3 separate regions of the Homo sapiens genome follow, and all the other regions are linked to region 3. Evidence: read pairs that join two places in POLR2A ChIA-PET (ENCODE). Cell type or tissue: HepG2. All regions are shown on one strand. Each heading gives the region's core, and the rest is flanking DNA. Links, peaks and the distances in the headings are about the cores only. Region 1 overlaps SPTLC3 (serine palmitoyltransferase long chain base subunit 3). Region 2 overlaps SPTLC3 (serine palmitoyltransferase long chain base subunit 3). Region 3 has its middle 25 kb from the start of LINC01722.

Region 1 (5,500 bases), core at 385-5,384, 110 kb after region 3:
GGTCTCAGACTCCTGACTTCAAGTAATCCTCCTGCCTCGGCCTCCCAAAGTGCTGGGATTATAGGCATGAGCCACTGTGCCTAGCCTCCTCCCCGTCTTTAAGCCAGGTCTAATGGAAAGGATCTTGTAGGGAGCAATTTCTCAGACTGGTCTTAGACATACCCACTTCTCATGAGTCGGCTGGCTGTTTTATTGCGTGACAACACATCCCATATCATCCTCACAACTTTTAGTGATGCAATTGTTGTAGATACGCTCCTGAGATAGCAGGTTTTGGAAAGATTAACGGTGGAGAAAGACACATGGAGATGCATCATGAACTTCTGCTCATGCACTTCTGGGTGACTGGGCCAGTTTCCTGACCCTCTGGGCAGGAAAGGGGAAATATATCAAGTTGGCAAAGTGTGGGCACCCTGTGTCTTTACTAGAAGACTTCTCTAGGAATCAGTGTCTTCAAGCTGGTATTCACTGGCTAGTCACCTTGTTGCCTAGGCATTGAATGGCCATTTGATCTTCTTCCCTGTGCCACCTCCTACTCTAAGCTCAGCCCTGTCTTCATTATTCATCAAAAGGCCCCATATAACTCTACAAGTACCTACTATGTGTCGGCACTGTGGCAGACACTGTGGTTGCCAAGACAAACATCTATGACACCATCATAGAATGTCTGACACTATGGCCATCTATGATACTATTGTCAGTATCTATGGAAGTCATGGCATCTCACACACAGTATCTGCACCCCAAGGACTCTTTCTGTACTAGAGAAGATTGCCCTGGGAACATTCTCAGTTCAACTTAATAAGTGCTATAATCATCATATGATAAATGTTATTCAATCTTGGAAGAGAAAAATGACCAGTTTTCCCTGGGGAAGCTGAGAAAGGCATTAGAGAAAAGATGAAGGGCAAAAAATGGTTTTATGTGGAGGAAATAGTACGTGCAACATCGGGAAAGCCTAAAATGGCATTTTTCTCAATCCCTCTGCAAACTTTCAGGAAAGGTAGCCAGAGTCCACACAGCTGGTAATAGAAGACCTAAAGCCAGAACCTAGTCTCCTCATGCCCAGGCTGTTGGCCTTTTCACTGTCTGTTCTTGGAACCATTCCCATTGGGAAGAAGCCTCTTTTAGGTAAACGCGTATCTGGCAAATGATATGCCCATGTTTTATTCCCAAATATCAGTTTCTCTTTCTGTTCCATAATATATCTTTGATAATACAAAGTTTGAAATTACAATGTAAACTTTTAACATTGCACCAAATCTTGAGTCAGATTGACTACTAGAACACTTGTTTTTTGTTGTTGTTGTTGTTGTTTGTTTTTGTCTTTGTTTTTGTTTTTTGAGATGGAGTCTTGCTCTGTCGCCCAGGCTGGAGTGCAGTGGCACCATCTCAGCTCACTACAAGCTCCGCCTCCCGGGTTCACATCATTCTCCTGCCTCAGCCTCCCGAGTAGCTGGGACTACAGGCGCCCGCCACCACGCCCAGCTAATTTTTCGTATTTTTAGTTTCACCGTGTTAGCCAGGATGGTCTCGATCTCCTGACCTCGTGATCTGCCTGCCTTGGCCTCCCAAAGTGCTGGGATTATAGGCTTGAGCCATCGTGCCTGGCCTTTGTTTTTGTTTTAAGATGAAGTCTCTCTCTGTCGCCCAGGGTAGAGTGCAGTGGCTCGATCTCAGCTCACCGCAACCTCTGCCTCCCAAGTTCAAGCAATTCTCCTGCCTCAGCCTCCCAAGTAGATGGGATTATAGGCACCCGCCACTGCACCCGGCTATTTTTTTTTTTTTTTTTTGTATTTTTAGTAGAGATGAGGTTTCCCCATGTTGGCCAGGCTGGTCTTGAACTCCTGACCTTAGGTAATCTGCCCGCCTCAGTCTCCCAAAGTGCTGGGATTACAGGCGTGGGCCACGCGCCCAGCCTAGAACACTTGTTTTACTATGCCTTCTAATAACTTTGGGGATAAACAAATTCTAGTTTGAAAAGCAAGGCCCTTCAGTGTGACCTCTCATGAAGGCCACAGATCACCAAGTGCCTCTTCAACATGAAATGCAATATAAATGTTAGAACTGACCATTCAATACCTTCTTACCATTTTAGCACAGTAAGAAAATTAACGTACAGATTTAAATAAATTCTTATATCATACTTTGTATAGTAAACTATGTTGATCCTTAGGCAGAAGAAAGTATGTTTATAGCGGCCCTAAACATGCTAACAATACTTCCGTAACTTAAATCTGCGCAACAGCTCCTACGTTCTGTGTGTGCAAATTACAGCATCTCTCCACTTGTACATTTATCTGTTATGTTATATCATTCAGAAAGCACTGCTCAATAAAAACATGAGGCAAGACGCATGTGTAATTTAAATTTTCTAATAGCCATATTTAATAAGTAATAAAACAGGTAAAATCAATTTAATTATACATTTTCTTTAACACAGTATATGCAGACTATTGCCATTTAAATGTGTAATCACTATAAAAAAATATCGGGCCAGGTGCAGTGGCTCACGCCTGTAATCCCAGCACTTTGGGAGGCCACAGCGGGTGGATTGACTGAGCTCAGGAGTTCGAGACCAGCCTGCGCAACAAGGTGAAACCTCGTCTCTACTAAAATACAAAAAATTAGCTGGGCATGGGGGCATGCACCTGCAGTCCCAGCTACTTGGGAGGCTGAGGCAGGAGAATTGATTGAACCCGAGAGGCTGAGGTTGCAGTGAGTCAAGATCACACTACTGCATTCCAGCCTGGATGACAGAGCGAGATTCTATCTCAAAAAAAAAAAAAAAAAAACAAAACAATGTGCTATTTTACATTCTTTTTGTCATCGTACTATGGCTTCAGAAAATGGTACATATTTTACACTTACAGCACATCTTCATAAAGACATTAAATTTCCAATAATTAATATGAAATGTAATGCTATCAAAAAATAAATTTGCAGTTGGTGAAATGCAGTTTACTATGCTTTAGCTTTACATTTTAAGTTACTTAAAATAAAATAAAATTTGAAATTCAGTTTCTCAATTGCACTAACCACATGTAGCTGGTGGCTACCATATAGGACTGTGCAGACCTAGGAGTTCAAGTGAAAGCAAACAGAAAATACGGGCAGCATCAACATTTGCTGTAGCAAAGCATAAGGGGATTATGTTTAAGAAGGGATCAAAGGGCAAGTATGTAAGAGATTGTAAAGAGATAAAAACTAAACTTTGGAGTTAAACTAGATTATCTCTGTTGCTTTTTATTGGTAACCTCTTAAGCCTCAGTTTTCTTATCTGTGAAGTAAAAATACCTGCATTATTGGGCTTCTAAGATTAAATGAGAGAACCTAAACAGTGAGCTTAACACAGTATCTAGTACATTCCAAAGGTTCAATAAATTATAACTAGTTTTATTGGTATCTATGGAAATCATGGGATCTGTTTTGCATTTAGGTGTGGGAAAACTCTGATGGGGTTATAATTTAATTAATTACTTGTGAGATGTAGAGTAAAAAGAGAGAAGAATTGTGGGGTTTTTTTGTAAATTATATTTCATTTACAGCATGGTGAAAAGTGCACCAGTCATAGGTATACAGCTCAATGGATCTCCACAAAGCAAACATACCTATGTAACAAATGCAGAAATAGAACATTCAGAGAATCTAAAAACCATCCTCATGCTCCTAACAAAAGTAACTACTATCCTGACTTCTAACACTGCAGATCTGTTTTGTCTGGTTGCATATTTTATGTAAACGAAATGATACAGCCTGTACTTTTTTAGATGTCTGACTTTTTTCACTCAACAACAGATTTGTGAGATTTATCCACAATGTTGTGTGGAGCAGTAGTTCATTCTTTCTCATTGCTGTATTGAATTCCACTGTATAAATACCCCACATTGTATTTTTCCATTCTACAATAGTTGAATATTTGGGCTGTTTCTAGATTAGGGCAATGGCAAATCTTCCTGCTACAAGCACTCTTGTATAGGTCTTTTGGTGATGTGTACGTACTGGAATTTGAGTTTTCAATCTTGGCCTTGTTGAAAAGAGAAGGCTCACTTCTCATGTAATTTTATGTGCAGGCACCTTGGATAAGCACAAGGAGTTGGAGGACCTTGTGGCTAAGTTCCTGAATGTGGAAGCAGCTATGGTCTTTGGGATGGGATTCGCAACTAACTCAATGAATATCCCAGCATTAGTTGGAAAGGTGAGAATTGTTAACCTAATTGTCTTCTACTGTATTACTCCTAAGAACTGTAACTCTGAGTAGGTCCTTGTTAGAAGTATGGCTGAGATGGGCACGGTGGTTCACGCCTGTAATCCTAGCACTTTGGGAGCCCAAGGCGGGCGGATCACGAGGTCAAGAGACCTAGATCATCCTGGCCAACATAGTGAAACCCCGTCTCTACTAAAAATAAAAAAGTTACCTGGGCATGGTGGCACGCACCTGTAGTCCCAGCTACTTGGGAGGCTAAGGCAGGAGAATTGCTTGAACCCAGGAAGTGGAGGTTGCAATGAGCCGAGATCGGGCCACTGCACTCTAGCCTGGTGACAGAGTGAGACTCTGTCTCAAAAAAAAAAAAAGAAAAAAAGAAGAAGTATGGCTGAGAAGGTTCTTTTCGTAGGAGAAACTGATTGGATATTGGTATTTTTGAATAAGTATGCCAGCTTAGTCCAGCAAATCTTGTCATGATATTGCTGATTATATAATTGCAGCCCTAGACATGGGTCAGAATTCATCTTCAATGACAGTTTAACAAAGCAGTCATAATTTTGGGCTCCTGAGTTCCCATCTGCAACTTCTCAGAGCTAATATTTATTAAGCATTTATTTGGACAAAATATTTGTCCTACATTACCCATTTATTTTTTCATTCAATAAACCAATTATTGAGAACCTACTATGTCCTCATATAAGGGAAGATACAAGACATACAAAGATGAACAAGACCTATGTATTTTAAATTTATGTAGTTTAGAGTCTAATGGGGGAAACAATATGCTGAATAAAATAGGACAAATACCATAGAAAAGGCATGCCCATATACGAGGAAGGACAAAGAGCTGCCCAAAACCCTTCCTGAGAAAGTCTGCAATGTCTGTGCAAAAGTGGTGAGAGGAGAACAGAATTTTAACAGATAAATAAGTTGAATTATTTAGGACACGAAGAGGGAACAGCATGTGTAAAATACATAGGTTTGGAGGAACTAGAATATGGAATGGTGGTCAAAGAAAAGACCAGAGATGAAAGCAGGTGCCAAATGGCAATGAGCCATGTAATGACAATCATGCTGGTGTTTGAAATTGTTCCTCAGAAAAAAATGGGAAGTTGGCTGGTTCATTGCAAGTAAGCAAGTACATTAATCAAATTTATGCCTTTGAAAATGTGTCTCATCACAACTACATGCAATGTATGGTCTTAGACTGGATTTTGCACCAAACAACATCAAACGAATGATAATGTCTATAAAAAGCTTAAGACATCATTAGAAAAGTTGGGGAAATTTAAA
Region 2 (5,500 bases), core at 367-5,366, 130 kb after region 3:
AATACCCGCTACTTACTATTTCACATTTGGGCTGAATCTTGAAGGATGAAACTGCATGTCCAAAGGAATAAGAGGAGTGGATATAGAGATGGGGGGTAAGGGACTAGGAACAGTAAAAAGTGACATTCATTCATCATCCATCCATCTTTTCATTTACAAAATATGAGTGCCGCTGATAGGCAGACACAAAAATATTTTTGCTGAGCAACCCAGAGAGTAGGGAACCAAAGGGTGTCTCTAAATGCAGATGAAAGTAGTTTTTGTGGGGTCATGGATGACAAAGAATAAACCACCAACCACACCAGGAGCATATGGAAAGTGGAGGCTGAGTTTCAGCCCCAATCTCGCATTCCTGGATCCATAGGAGAGGGAGCAGGGGCACTGAGAAATGGGCAGTGAGTGAAGATCTCACAGTAGATCTAGGCCTTTGGAAAACCCACAGCTGCACAAGAGAAGAGAAAGGAGGAAGCCCTGATGTATGCAACAGTGTTGCCATTTGACAGTGAAATAAGAGGAAAGCTAAATGTCTGGGTTTTTTCTTCCGGAAGACACACTATGAACTATGCCCTACCTTCTTGGAAGATTCTGGGTCCCTTGCTGCCTTGTGCTTTCTTTTCACAAAACTGCATCTTCAGCTTTTCCAGATCCAGGAGGCTTGCTATTATTAGGGTTTTGAATGTAAGAACAGGCACAGGCTCAGGCTGGCTAAGAGCATTTGTCACCTAAGCCTGATTGTAGCTTTGGACACATAGTTGGATTATTCCAAGTATTTAGTAATTCAGTAATCCAGTTAACTATGCTGGCAAAAGGCTAGGACTGTTTTGCACTAGGCACCAGAACATGGTCTCCACATTTTCATTTCTTATAGCTAGATATTTATAACCATCTGATAGGGTTTGGCTGTGTCCCCACCCAAATCTCATCTTGAATTGTAGCTCCCATAATTCCCATGTGTTGTGAGAGGGACCCAGTGGGAGATAATTGAATTATGGGGGCGGTTCCCCCTATACTGTTCTCGTGGTAGTGAATAAGTCTCACGAGATCTAATGGTGTTATAAAGGTTTTCCCCTTTCACTTGGCTCCCACTCTCTCGTCTGCCATCACGTAAGATGTGCCTTTCCCCTTCCGCCATGATTGTGAGGCTTCCCCAGCCACGTGGAGCTGTAAGTCCATTAAACCTCATTTTCTTTATAAATTACCCAGTCTCAGGTATGTCTTTATCAGTAGCGTGAAAATGGACTAATACACCACCAAACCAGCTCAATCCTTTTAGTCCTCTACAAACCAAAAGAAACCTCCTTAGTGAGTCAAATTTTGTGCTGAGTAACACCAAGGCATTATTAATGCTCAAATAGTGGTCATTTTAAGTCCGTGGTGTGTCATTGTGACTCAAGAACCACACTGTACCATAGCACCGTGTGTGTGTGCCTAGATGGTGTCAAAATTATACTTTTATTTTAATTTCCGTATCTCAGAATTTTCTTATTAAATCAACAAGAACAGGTTTGTTTGGAGGGCTTTTGTTTGGGGAACTTTTTTTAACAAAACTTCTGGCATTGTTTTTTTCATCTGCAAAAAACAAAAACCTAACAGTCCTTCCCTACTTCTCAGAGGTGTCATGGGGATTAACATAATGCAAGTGTAAGTGCCTTAATAAGCATCATTATTTTAAAAAAAATCCCTTGCAGATGTAAGCATGCAGCTTGCTGAAACGGTAGAATCCCATAAGGCCTACAGAACATAAATCACAATCCCTTAAATCTGCGGGTTTGTAACCCACGCACTGTAGCCTTGTAGAACGACAGAGAACCAGAGAGGAACATGCCAGGGGCTAAGGTGGGGCCAGAATCCAGGCCGAGCGCAGTCTTCCCTTTTCCTGTGTAGCTTCTGTGATTCTAAGAGGTCGGAGAGTTCATCCCCTGCAGGAGGAAAAAAAAAATGGCTAATTGATTTTCCTTCTGCTCAAGAATCCTGGTGTGTTGACCCTGGGGGGCTGTGAACTCCACCAAAAGCCACTCCCATGGCTATCTCCATTCAAGTCAAACACAACGAAGTCCCTGACTTGGAAAAGACTGGGATTCCTCTTGCTTCCCTCCGCAAAATGTATAAAACACAGCGCGGCCACCGAAAGTCTTGTTTTCATGTCTTGCGTGTTATTTTTAAAAATGGAGAAAAGCTTCTCTTTAGGACTCGTGGTGTTCATTTTAAAATTCTGGATTAATCCATCGTGTTTATGTGACCTTTTTGGTGCAAAAACAACACAGTGGCCTCTGAATTTACATATTTTTTCCAAATCTTAGAATATTCATTTTAAAATGACTACTAATTTAGTTCACTTGGGTTTAGTTTTTATTCCAGTGTCGTCGGAGCCACATTTACCATCTATCATTTCTGCACAAAAACTTATAAATTCCAAGTCCCAAAGGGAAAACATTCTTAACAGGAATGCTTTTATTCACCATCTCTTTATTCCATTCAGAGGATTTGGTTATAGAAGATGAATAATAGTATAAAATATTATAGACATAATAAATAAAAGATTATAGGAAAGGAAGACTGGTTCTCCAAGTCGCAAGGTTTTCTTCAATATTTTAGGAACTCTGCCTAAAGCAAAAGTGAAAAGAAGATACCCAAATAGGTGAAAGTTTATTAACTGAAAATTTCAAAACAAGAAAGCCGCTTTTTGTTTCCTTGGCTGCCATCTAGTGGTTAATAATGTACGCTAAAACACGCTCTTGGGAACGTTCAAAAAATATCTATCTGCTCGTTTTAAAACAAAACAAAAGATACCATCAATTTTTGAAAATATATTGCAGGTAGGAGATATTTATCTTTTCTAATAATTCTTATTTCTATCCACAAGTGGCATTTCCTTGCCTGTCTCCTAGTCTACGTTCTTTCTCCAGGAAAAGAACATTGATGCAATTATTAGGTAATGATTGAGCCTAGTACTGTGTACTAAGACTAGGGCGAGAAGGATGAGGACGAGGTCCCTGACTTCATGGAAGAGAGACATGAAAGCAAAAAACGAACATCGCGATGAGTGCTTAAAAAATAATAGACAAGTCGGGAGGGACACCAAGGAGGAAGCCCTTAACTCTGTTCTGTATTATTGACGAGAAGAGTTTGGGTTAAGACTTCAGTGATGAGTGAGCATTCTCCAGACAGACAAGAGGAAAAAAAGCATGGAGGAGAATCAGGAGGCTGTGTGTTGGGGGATGTTGACAAACTATGTCAGAAAGACAGGCAGAGGCTATATCAGGAAGGGCCATTCGAGATTGTATTAGGCAACTATTACTGGAACAAACCTCAGTTGCCAATAATAATCAGCAAGTATTTCTCACTGGAGGCTGCAGGTGAGCTGGGGTAACCGTGCCCTACGTGCCATTAATCCTCTCCCAGGGCCAACCTGAGACCAGGGGGCTAGCCTGGGCATTTTCTTTTCCTGTCACTAGCAGAAGCACAAGAGAAAGAGTAGAAATGCATAAGACCTCTTCAGATCTAGGTTTGGAACTAGCAAACTGTCTCTTCTCTGTATTCCGTTAGCCAAAGCAAGTCACTTGGCTGAACCCAAGCCAAGGGGCAGGGAAACGTTCTCCACTGGTGAGAGGAAAGGACTGCAAAGTCACAGAAGAAGGAACTCAAATGAGGTGGAAAATGGGCCAGTAATGTAGTCTGCAGCAAGTTCCATCTTGGAAATGGGTTTGAGGTTCCCATATTTGTCTAAAAAATGGTAAGAAAAACATTATATCGATCAAAGTAGAGGTCTCGCTTTGCGTTATGGGTTCCAGACCCCAGGGATACTGAGCATACAAACGTCTGGGCCCTGACCCACACCAACTGATTCAAAATCTCTGAGTAGAAATTTCGAGAATCTGCATTTTAACTGGTTACCCAGATGATTATTTCTATTCATCCTGAAGGTTGAGAACCACTGGAAGATTAATGAGAAAATAGAAAAAAAAGTCAAGGAGAAAACATAAAAGGAAAATGGGTTAAAAGAGGAAATAGTGCTCACAAAGAATACTAGAAATAGTGGGAAAAGGAATAAGAAAAACTAATGAAAAATGGTGTCCAGATGGCAGAGGGAAGAAGCTTAAAAGATAAGTGTGTGTTGAATTGTGTCAAATGCTGCCCACGGTCAAGTAGAACAAGAACTGAAGAAAGCTCTGTAAATTTGTCAATTAGGTAATATTATGTGAAAAGAACACAATAGTGATGCCAGGATATCAGGAGGCCTGTTTTGCAGATAAAAAGAGAAAAAAACAAAGAAAAGGAAAGTGGCATGAAATAAAACAAAGATCCACCATTCTTCCAATTCTTCTTTCACGGGTCCTTACGATCTTGGTGAAATTGATTAATTCCACATTTAAACTGACAAAGCACCTAAAGAGTTAGTTTCTGGCTAGTGATTAAAGAAAGGAAAGGAAAATGACCTTTTTTTTTTTTTTGTATCTGTTGGTTCTGATAACATGCCAGATATTATTGGTAGCATACAGGTAGCATACTATATCTAATACCTAAGGCTTTATATATTTGAATAAAGAATTATTCCCTTAATTCTTCATTATTTCATTATATATTTCCTTTATTTTTTCATTATTTATGTGATGTTTTCTTAAGGATGTTAAAGGAAGTCAAATAGTGTATTAACACTACTGTTTGGATTTCCAAGAGATCTTGCTAGTATGCAGCATCTTATTCATGTCACATGCTTTTTCTGAATTTCAGGACCCGATACCCAGTCTCTAGTGGGTGGATGCTGAGGACAGCTTGGAAGGTGCCATGCTAACAGGGGCCTCTCAGAGATGAGGTTCTGATATTGCACTATCAAATTCTGACTTGTCCTATCCCACTCCAAGTCATAGGAAGTCACCTTTATTTAAATGTGGTTTGCTTAAATGTACTTGATAATTAAAAAGAAACACACACACACAAATATATTCACAACTCTATTTCAAAGAACTATCTTGTGGCCTCATTGAATGTGGCAGAGTTGCAGTGTGGAAAAGTTAATGCAGCCACTAATGCATTCACTCAGCTTTGGGGGAAGCCCTAAAACAGATCTGAGCACAGACTGGAGACTCAAAGACAAAGTTGAAGGGCTCTCCATTGAGACCAAGAACTGCAGCTAATTTGAGCCTAGACCAGTGAGTGATAAGCCAATGCACATACGCTTCTTGAGAGCTTTGTCTGTAGTGGTCAAAACCAGTACTGACTATGCAGCTTTAGATTTATCTTTTTTTTTCACTTTGAGACAGAGTCTCGTTCTGTCACCCAGGCTGAAGTGCAGTGGTGTGATCTCGGCTCACTGCAACATCCGTCTCCTGGGTTCAAGCAATTCTCCTGTCTCAGCCTCCCAAGTAGCTGGGATTAGAGGTGCCTACCACCATACCCACTTAATTTTTTGTATTTTTAGTAGAGACTGGGTTTCACCATGTTGGTCCCGAACTCCTGACCTCAAAGATTTAGCTTTGCTAGATGTCACCTTTTGTGAGCA
Region 3 (5,500 bases), core at 402-5,401:
TGCTGTGTCTATTGAGATGATCTTGTGATTTTAGTTTTTAATTCTGTTTATGTGGTATATCACATTTATTGGCTGTGTATGTTGAACATCTCTGCATCCCGGGTATGAAACCCACTTGATCATGGTGGATTATCTTTTTGGATATGCTGTTGGAGTCGGTTAGCTATTATTTTGTTAAGGATTCTTGCATCTGTACTCAACAGGTATATTAGTCTGTAGTTTTCTTTTTTTGTTATGTTCTTTCAGTATAATGTATTTTTTGAAGGAAAACATGAATAAACCAATGTTGTATCTACTGAAGTCATTATTGGTGCTCTCTCTCACTTGCAACCTGCCTTCACCTAAGGTCATACGAAGCTTCTAGGGTTCCCTCCTCAGTTTCCTCCTTCTAGGGTTCCCTATCAGATTCAGATTCACCACTTTTTTTGTACCAAACTTATTTTAATGTTCCCTACAATGTTGAAATAAAATTCATAGATCACATGACCTATCTAGACACAAAATCTTTAAAACCATCAATATATTAAACTATAATACAAATAAAACATAAGACAAATGTCTAATAAAAATAAATGTATATAAATTTGCAAATAATCAAGTATGATTAAATTTGAAGATATAATGCAATGATATGAGGGTTGTATCTGTACATATAATGCCACAGCTACAAAGGCAGATGAGTCCAGGTGTGTAGTAGTGGTGGCTCAATTACCATAAGTATTGCTGCCTTAATGTTATTTTCTAAAATGGTAAAATAATCTGGATAACATTCCAAACAAAACAAGTAGAATTTCCCATGATTCACATAATGATTTATTTCTGAAAAATTTAAGGTATATGAAAATTATGCCAAAAAATGCTTTTTTTTCATTTGTTATACAGAATTAGATTCCAAACCAGAAAGATTATAAGCAAGCTTTTTATCCTCATGAATGCCTGGGGCCACTGAAAATCTGTGGGACACTGATCTGTGCATTGGAGGTGTTTACCATCTTCAGTGCACAGAGCTAAATGGCTCAATGCCAGGAGCACACCCTTCCTAATTAACCAAAATTGCCTTCAAAAGTTTCAAAACTTTCTGGGAGGCCATACTCGGCTTCCTGAAAACTTAAATTTTGAGCACACTTGAAGAGGCCCTTCTAGTCAACATTGGTCACAAGTGAGATGCTCCTGGACCAAAGCCATCCTGCTTCCTGGAGCCTGACACCGCTGAGATTTCAGGCCTTAGTTAGGAGCTGGGAGGCTTTACCAAGGTTGATAACCAACCCCAACCTAGCCTTCTCAGATGGACCTCATGACCATACCCCATGAAGCACTGGCTGCTTCCCAGAATGTAGCCACCCAGAGGATGTAGGTCCCTTTCCAGTAAAGAAAAAGTTTACCCTTCTCTCTTCCTTAAAGGCATCTTCCCTTCCCCATTATACTCACTCCAGCCACGGACATCACAATCTCTTCAAATTAAGCCAGCAGTTCTCAGAACGTGATCCAAGAAGTCTTGAGGTCCCTGAGACCCTCTCAGAGAGTCTGAGAGATCAAAAATATTGATATTATAATGTTAGGCACCATTTGCCTTTTTTATTCTTTCAGGAGTGTACAGTGGAGTTTTCCAGAGACTACATAATGTGATACCAGGATAGAATGAATGAACACAGAGCAGACCTGAGAATCCAGCTGTCTTCTTTAAGCTATTAAAGAGATTCATAAAACAAACACAAAGCCACTGATAGATAAAAACCTGTGTGAATATATCCCCTTGGGATCCTCAGTTACTTCTAACAGTGTCAAGGGGTCCTGAGGCCAAAAAGTTTGAGAACCGCTGGTTTAGACTTTCTCAAAAGACAGAAAAGTATTTACTTTCAACAGCTACTATTTCCACAGACCCACTAGCCCCTGAAGCTGGGAAACTAAGATTCAGAGCTGATTCCTTTCCTACAGTGATGCGAAGAGAGGGGCTGGCAGACAGAGGGAAAAAAACAAACAAACCAAAAATGGAAACAACAAAGCTCAGACTTTCACCTCAGTAGATATCCTCGGCTCACATACTTATCAGGCAATGAACATGACAGGCTGGGAGGAGGGTAGGGTGTGTATTTCATTTTCCACACCCAGATAATAGCCATTTAAAAATAAGTGGCCACCACTGGTAATAAACAGCACTCGCCATTCCCACTTACAACTCACTCGGCTTATTCATTCCTTCAGTTAAGAGCTATTGAGGGCCTGCTATGAGCAGGGAAGAAATGGAGTGTTATCCTCACCAACTAGCTTACAGCTAGGAAGAGACCTAAAGGCATAGAGAAAATGAACTCTAATAAAAGTTGAAGGTGAAACGGCCTAACACAAAGGCAAAAATTCAGTTCTATAGGGATTCTGAAGCTTGATTTTTCTGTTTGGAGCAGTGAGCATCATAGCAAGTTACAATTTGAGCCGAGACTCTGGAGAAATAGGCTGCAGAGATTAGACATAGTAGGGAAGGACTTGATGGTGAAGAATAGCATGAAAAAAGCAGAGAGGCAAGAACTGGGGAACAGGTTAGGAAACAGTCAGCTATAGCTAGTTTGGCTGGAATGCAGGGTGTGTGGAATTTACATATGGGAGATTGGGAAATAAAATTAGAGATGTACGTAAGGATCAGATCACAGAGAAGTTTCACTGTCAGGCTAAGGTTGTGACTAGGAAACCATAAGAAGACTTTGAGCTATTACCTTACAAGAGCTGTGCCTTAGAACAGTGAGCCTTGGTGTACAGTGTAGGATCAATTAAAGTAGGAGAAACTGGAAAAGTATAAAATAAAAGACAGGAAGAAGAACCAGGAAATAACATTTATCATGGGATGCATTATAACAGCAAACATTGGCAAGGGTATAGAACAACTATGACTTTTGTACACCGCTGCTTGGAGTATAAAGTTGAAAAGTCACTTCTCAGCATTTTGGCAATTTCCTGCAATGTTTAACTTGACCTTATGACCCAGCAATTTCACTAAGTGTTTGCCCAAAACACAAAAAAACCTAAGTCCACAGAGAAACTTGTACAATAATATGTCCAGCAACTGTGTTCAAAATATCTAAAAACTGGAAATAACCCAAATGTCCATCAAAAAATATTAAATAAATTATAGAATATTCATATAATAGAATATTTAACAATAAAAAGAATGAACTATGATACACCACAACATGGTTGAGTATCAAAAATGTGTTAAGTAAATAAAGAGTATGTGCTCTGTGATTTCACTTACCGTGTTTGAAATCTAAATTCAGAGAAAGTTAATCTTTTATAGAAATTATAGAAATCAAATAGTGGCTGCCTGGGGAGAGATGAGAAGGGAAGGGTGGGGAATGGACTGGAAGGAGCATGAGGGAACTCCCTGGAGGAATACAAATGCTTTGCATATTATTTGGGGTAGTAGTACACATATTATACAATTGTCTGAAACTCACAATCTGAACATGTGATACCTGTGCGTCTTATTTTGTAATAGTTCTGTCTTAGTTAGAAAAAATTCTAGGTCACTGAAAATGTAGCATTCACTCACCCTTCCTGAAAATAAAACTTACAACTAAAAACACTTATTTCTATTATCTGTGGAATCAATCAAAATTAATACAATGGCTGAAATCGTGGTTGGAAAAAAGCTTATTAGTGAGCAATAAAAAAAACTATAGGTGAAAATAAATGTGCTTAGATTTTTAAATCAATTTACTAATTTCTGTAAAAGACAATTAATGTGATAACATTAATACTTAAATTGTGGCCAAAAATTCTGAAAACAGTGGTGAATTTAAAGAAAAGGACATTATTTTAGTCTTGCTGCAGACAAAGCCAATATTACTCTCAAATACCATATTTTTATATTTAAAGTATTTATTGTAGACTCTAGTGAATGTCTTTTTGATTAAGCTCATGGTTCATAAAATTGGCTTTGAAAATAAAACTGATGTGTTTGCACTTATTTCTCACACTGCAAAGTAATATAGTGCTCACTGAAACGTGTCTTTCTATCTATTGAGTAGATAAAGCTCAGGTTTAAAAAAAGGTAGCATATAGCTTTATGCAATTAGCTTAGGAAGCAAAATTAAATTACAATTCATCATCTCTCACTCAGGTAAGCTCTATGTATATACTTAAGGTTACCTGTTTGGAAGTCAGGATTGTATGTTATGTTTAAAAACAAGATAGAGATCTGTGGAGTTTGTCATTCTAGTCACTTGCTTGGGAAGTAAACATGAGTTAAAAGTAGTTGGAAGTCCAAGAGGGAAAATATATCCTTGCACTGTGTGTAACTCATGTACCTCTCTCTAGAGGGAAAGCTAAGCTGCTACCTCTGGAGGGTGTTTTCCAGCGATAAGCAAATACGCAGTGATAAGATCTATGTAGAAATGGGATATTGTGTAGAAATGGGATATTGTGTAGAAAGTTGATTGAGTGGAGAGGGTCATGCAGTGTAATCTCCTGAAATACACTATAATTATTTGGATCTTTCCAGGTTCCCACTTTGGCCACTTAATTCTCTGAACCTCTACTACATGAAGAGACTAGAACTTGATTAGAAAAAAATGGAATGACTCTTAATGAGCAAGTGGATGAATAAATTGTGGTAAATCCCTACAAGTGACTATTAGAAAGCGAATGAGTAGAGTTAATTAATTCCATATTGACATTGTGCACTGTTTATGATACATTATGTAAGAAAAAAAAGCAAGATTCAGTATAATGTTCATTATAATAATATATTTTGGCAAAAACAAACCACAAGGACAAAAATTCCAATACAGATCTAAAAACAGTCCAACAAACAAATGTCATACTAGAAGAACAAATAATATTGTTTGGATTTAAGAGGAAAAATTTGACAGATCTGTTTATAATGCACACAGCAACTGCTATAAGGAAACAGCTCAGGAATGCATAGACTATGAAAGAAAAACCAGGAAAGATGAGTTAGCATGGATAGATGGATGCATGGATGGATGCATGGATGGATGCATGGATGGATGGATGGATGGATGGATGGATACATGGATGGATGCATGGATGGATGGATGGAAACATGAATGGATGGATGGATGGACGGACGGATACATGAATGAATGGATGGATGAATGGGTGGATGGATGGATGGATGGGTGGATGGATGGATGGATGGATGGATGGATGGATGGATGGATAGACGTAAATGAGGAAAAAATAAAGGGAAGAAGGAAAATTATTTTTCTTCAACAATCCAAAGACACTGTTCCTTTATTTTCACAGTATCTTATGCTTTTAATAATAATTCTATTGCTGAAATAACTTTTTTTCCTCTTCATCCTTAGTGTTCTCATATTTCATAATCAGGATCTAGATATGAGTCTTTTCTATTTAAAAAAACTTTTCTTTCAGCTCTGAAAAATATTTTTATATTGCTTCTTAGATAATTTAGAACCCTCAACTCCCCGTGTTCTTTCTTTCTGGCATAACTACTTGCTCGCTGTTGTACCTTCTTGATATATCCTTT

The links. ChIA-PET counts read pairs that join two places held together with the same protein. Peaks named below come from ENCODE experiments on the same cell type or tissue, not always from the same donor. Only the 100,000 strongest peaks of a DNase experiment are listed, where the experiment ranks them.
Region 1: POLR2A ChIA-PET joins it to region 3 with 19 read pairs; 3 of 35 experiments call an interaction of 5 or more read pairs at or near these places.
Region 2: POLR2A ChIA-PET joins it to region 3 with 11 read pairs; 3 of 35 experiments call an interaction of 5 or more read pairs at or near these places.

The regions. Positions count from the first base shown.
Region 1 is chr20:13,087,010-13,092,509 of GRCh38, forward strand. It overlaps SPTLC3 (serine palmitoyltransferase long chain base subunit 3), which reads left to right. Exons shown (of 12, transcript NM_018327.4): 5 at 4,074-4,198. Among named protein-coding and RNA genes, the nearest start is that of SPTLC3, 81 kb to the left of the region's middle. In HepG2, for the core only: no CTCF peak of the experiment used is centred there; DNase peaks (open chromatin) are centred at 3,132 and 3,562.
Region 2 is chr20:13,103,339-13,108,838 of GRCh38, forward strand. The region is part of intron 6 of SPTLC3 (serine palmitoyltransferase long chain base subunit 3); the gene reads left to right. It also overlaps a transcript of TASP1 not described here. Among named protein-coding and RNA genes, the nearest start is that of SPTLC3, 97 kb to the left of the region's middle. In HepG2, for the core only: a CTCF peak has its summit at 2,705 (motif pointing left); a DNase peak (open chromatin) is centred at 2,693.
Region 3 is chr20:12,974,863-12,980,362 of GRCh38, forward strand. No RefSeq gene overlaps it. Among named protein-coding and RNA genes, the nearest start is that of LINC01722, 25 kb to the left of the region's middle. In HepG2, for the core only: a CTCF peak has its summit at 4,311; DNase peaks (open chromatin) are centred at 1,999, 2,889 and 4,309; H3K4me3 peaks cover 2,182 bases.